Regions from separate parts of the Homo sapiens genome. Here region 1 is linked to region 2. The links are chromatin loops, found by intact Hi-C in ENCODE. Cell type or tissue: heart right ventricle. All regions are shown on one strand.

Region 1 (2,500 bases), 360 kb after region 2:
CTAGGTTCCTTCCATTCTGAAAATTTTTACACTAATTCCAACTTTGCCTTGAATGTCTAATGATTTGCATTTCTCTATGTAAAGCACATCTCCTGGCACCGAACTGAAAATGAGATTAGAAAACACCTAGTAGAGAGGATAAAAGGTACAAGTCCTAAGCTTATTTTGCATTCCCCTTCTTCCTTTTTTCTCCCCTGAGAAGCAGGATGTCAAGCTCCTTGGAAAACTAATATTTCAAAGGAAATATCAATTTGCAACTGAAGTATGGGATTGAATGATTTCATTGTCTCAAAATGATATGGTGGTGAGGGTAACATTCTATAATTTAAATATTCAAAGTTTTGAAAATGTACAGATTCTTTTAGTAATTCTTCCCCAGAAATACTAGTATTTACTAGTAGTATTTTTTAAAAGCAAGTCTTCTTTGCAAGATATAATCAGTATTGAATCCATAAAACAGAATATTTTGGAAGTATGGCTTTAACACCATGGCATAATTATAGCTGATTATGACCAGAGTTTTGAATTCAAGTAACATTAACACACCACAATTATTGAAGTTGTATGTATCCAGATTAGCAAAATGAGCAATATTTTTCTCTCAACCCTTAATTCCTACATGTTAGTCCTATTTCCTCTGATATTTTCAGGAGTCCTCTTTGCTTTCAGTAGGTATTCAAATGATGACTCTTTCAGTTCTCCATATAGAAGACAGAAATTAGTCTTATTCTCAAGCTCTAACAAACCTTCCCAAAACCCAGTGACATAAAACAATAAACATTTGTTATTGCTAATGAGTTTGCAGGTCAGCTGAGTGGTTCTGGGTTCATGTATGTGTCTGTGGTCAGCTGTGGGTTGATGAAGTGGCTCTGCTGATTTGGGCTGGGGTCTCTCACATGTTTCGAGGTCATCTGGCTCTAGACTAGTCTAGAGTTGTCCCTACTCATCTCCGCGTGTTTTGTTCAGCTCTCCCTTAAAATCAGCACTCTTCTGGTTTCTCCACCCTGGGGATATCCTCACAGTGAAAGCAGAACAGTAAGAGACAGAGTGGAAACACACAAGGCCTCTTGAGGCCTAGACTTGGAACAGGCACTCCATCAATTACGCCACATGCTTTCGCCCAAAGCAAGTCTCAAGGTCAAGCCAGTTTTCCCCCGATTTAGCAGTAGGGAAATAGAAGGAGCTACAGTCATGTTGCAAAAGGATGTGGATACAGGGAAGGTGAAGAATTGTGGCCACTTTTGCAATCAATCTACCCCACTTTCCTTCTGAGAAGCTGGTTGTTTCCAGTGAAATCAAAGCCAGCTGAAACCTGGACAATCAAGTAGCCAAAAACCTTCCCTGTTAGACTTCAGCATATTGAATTTGGCTTGTACCAATTTACAGAGCCAGTTGTTAAACACAGCTATTAAACTACATAAACTTCAATCTAAATACATTATATTGAAAAAAGATGATCATGTTAATACTGTCACTTCCTACTTTTTATTATTATCCATGTTCTCAAAGTTATTTATAATCATTATATCCAAATGGTAGGAATGCTATATAATGATGCTACTGACATCTCTGCCCAAATCTGTGCTCAGTGACACCATGTTGATAGATTGAAATTGGCCATGAGAGTATTTACACAAGATAAATTGACAAACACTACTAATTAGGGCTTTTTTTCTTCCTTTTTTTTTTTGATAGCTGCTTGTTAACATTTACCAGCCCATCATTGCCTGTATGTGTGATGGAGGATTTGAAGGCCCAAGTCAAGTCATTCCTGCATTTTATAGCATGAGTTACAGATTTACTTTATTGACTTTTATGTGTTCTATGGCTTTGATGGAAGAAGGAAAATATGTGGATAGAGTAATTGAAGAAACGAAATTGCTTAAAGCTACATTTTAAAATCAGTAATGACCATAGTGATAAAAGCTGTTTCTCTCTTTCTTTAGTAAACTTTACTGGATGTAATGAAAACAAATTTATTCAACTTACTAGTGTCAGTGTACAAGAATAACCTTAAGGAAAAATGGAAGAACATGCAGGTAATGTTTTAAATTACAGCTTCAGTCATTAAAATATGGCATATGCATTCAGGCAAAAATTGTCTTGTGTTAAGTGTTTTCAACACATAATAATTTCAAGATGAAATTATTGTGAATTGAAAAGCAACAAAAGGAAAGTGAGGTTCACTATCTTCTATCTCCTTGCTAATGGAGGCCAGAACTTATTTAGTTTTGTGAGTCAGATGAGTTGAAATTTGCCTTCCAGTATTCCAAGGCAGCAAAAGGTCATTCCATCTACATAAGAGCCTGTCGAGCAGAGAGCCCTTTTCATAAAGAAAATTCATTGAAGAAGCACTAGAAAATGAATATAATGCAAAGAGTAAGGCTGTTCAAATTCTATTATTCAGTTTTACCAGTATTACAGTAAATTCCCAGAAAAAACAAGAATTATAGTGATTTTATGTGAGGGATCAACTTACCTGGGCTCTTTCTGGCTTTTT
Region 2 (2,500 bases):
TATATGAATAAGGAATTCACAGTAGAAACAAAAATGACTAACAATTATATGAAGATACACTTTACCACACTGGAAATCAGAATATTGAGATGTAACAGTAAAGACTTCAGCAAAGACAATCCCCCACAGGCATATATATCAAATATTGATAAGGCTGTGGGGAAATGGGAAGCCCTTCTGCACTCAGGGTAGAAGTCTGGACAGTATCGTATACTGAAGAGAAATCATTACTTTGTGAAATCATATCTGTAAAATCCCTATAGTTTACAGATATGAAAATCCCTGAGAATATAAACCAGGAAAATTCCTGCATGAGGGTCATATGTAAAGGTGCTTTATGTAAACATTACTTGTGGTACCAAGAGGAGGAGGCAACCTGGTTTTCTATCACCAGAAAAAATGGAAACAAAAAAGTGGGAATACTATGGACACACTAGTCACAAATAATTGGAAGTAGAAACAGTAAGGGGAAGAACCTAAGAAGAGCTTAGATGAAAATAAATAAGAAACCGAATGAAATTGAGAGTGAAACAGTGGGGGAGGGGAGAGTGTAACAAAATAGAGGGGCTTTGTATAAAATAAAGATCGTGTCCCAAGAATTGAGATATATGATTATTTTAACTCTGCACCCTGTAAACCCAAACCTAACATTTCTGCATTTTTTCCTTTGTGCAGATATGCAACTTGTTTTATTTAATCTATGTGATGCCTCTGTGATGAATGAACATTAAGGTCAAGGCAAAAATAATTGTATATCCCATATACCTCCTGTTTTATACTCAGCACATTTATTTAAAAATAATTTTGAGTCACTTAGCCAGACCAAAAAACAATAAATTCAATTATAATGATCAACACACATGCTTATAAATTTAAGATAAATTAGAAAACGATGTTATAGAAACGTATTCACTTAATCACATGGCCTTTCCTACAAGAATGAGTTAAGGTTCATATGTCTTTCAAAGTTTAACTGGTGTGCCTTTTTGATATTATGCCAAAATAACTTTAAAAGCAAAATTTTATTCTTATTTTATTTTTTCAGGGTATTCTTATTAAATCTGATTATCACTCTTCTAATTGCTACTGAAACCAGGAAAAAAAAGCTCAGAAAAGATGTCATATATCTTCAAATTGTTTAAATAAAATTAATCACAGATAATTTTCACATTTTTATCTAAAAGAAGATATTATAAATATTGTTTCTGAAGCAACATATACCTTTGATGTGCTAAGAGGAAAATGAAAATTGTTTCTAAAGTGAAGATAATGTAGGTTTCTAAGTGAAATAATGCATAAACATGTTTTATATTCGCTTTCACACCCTTCTTTTAAAGTCTAAATAAGAAAGCTTATAATTAATATATAAACTGCCCACATCACTCATTCTACTGCATACTGACCAAAAACAAAGAGAGAAAATCACATTCTATGGCATGTGGTTCCTGAGGTAAGATTGAATCCTCCCGGACAGGTGAGTTCTGAATCGCTTCCTGCTGATTGGTTCTAGCTGATTTTAATATTGTTGCCGCTAGATGGCGATAGAGATTATAACTACGCAGTCAAATCTTACATGCAGTGGAATCTTCTCAGTATTCCGTTATTCATGCACCGATTTATTTATTCTAAAGTATTCTTTATTATACAAATATAATTATGACTCAGATAACTGCAAGTTACTATGAATTCCTAGAGGACAGAAATCTTTTCTTTTTTTTTTTTTTGCAATTTTTAATACTTCACATAAGCATAATATCTATATTTAAAATGGTATTGCTGGGCGCGGTGACTTACGCTTGTAATACCAGCACTTTAGGAAGGCAAGGCAGGAGGATCGCTTGAGCTCAGGAGTTCGAGACCAGCCTGAGCAACAGAGTAAGACCGTCTCTACAGAAAAATTTAAAAATTAGCTGGAGCCTGGTGGTGAACACCTGTGTTCCCAGCTACTTGGGGGGCTGAGACAGGAGGATCGCCTGAGCCCAAGAGGTCGAGGCAGTAGTGCGCCACGATTACACCACTGCACTCCAGCCTAGGTGACAGTGTGAGATCCTGTCCCCCCAAAATATTAATATAATATTAATATTATATTAATAATAATATAATATAGGTAATAATAATAATATAGGTTTATATGTATAAATTATATATACTATATGCATTATATATAAATTTAAAGTAATGCAGAGGGCAAGTGTTAAACAGCAACATATATACCTTTGCTTATTGTCTTGTAAATAAAGGCTAAGTCCAGAACTTGGCTGACTTTCCAACTTGCAGAATCAATTTTTTGTTTACCCACCTAGGACAGAGTCTGAAAAACAACAAGAACTCAATAAATATTTGTCCTATGAATGAATGTATTCAGTTGGCTGTTGTCTCTCCATTCTTCTTAAGCTGATTATCATTCTAGTAATATGCTATTTCTTTTAAATGGCAATTAAGTGATACTGAATTTGCCACTTGTAACAGGGTATCAAATACAATCACAGAGTCACTAAAT

The links. Peaks named below come from ENCODE experiments on the same cell type or tissue, not always from the same donor. Only the 100,000 strongest peaks of a DNase experiment are listed, where the experiment ranks them.
Region 1: it touches region 2 in a loop (5-fold over the local background); 15 of 110 quality-filtered maps call a loop at or near these places.

The regions. Positions count from the first base shown.
Region 1 is chr20:8,404,336-8,406,835 of GRCh38, forward strand. All of the region lies in intron 3 of PLCB1 (phospholipase C beta 1), which reads left to right. LOC124900459 (a long non-coding RNA gene) reads left to right here. Exons shown (of 2, transcript XR_007067518.1): 1 at 1-2,039. Among named protein-coding and RNA genes, the nearest start is that of PLCB1-IT1, 160 kb to the left of the region's middle. In heart right ventricle, no CTCF peak of the experiment used is centred here; a DNase peak (open chromatin) is centred at 1,078.
Region 2 is chr20:8,042,353-8,044,852 of GRCh38, forward strand. No RefSeq gene overlaps it. Among named protein-coding and RNA genes, the nearest start is that of TMX4-AS1, 24 kb to the left of the region's middle. RefSeq lists a silencer at 1,350-1,644. In heart right ventricle, a CTCF peak has its summit at 1,527 (motif pointing right); no DNase peak of the experiment used is centred here.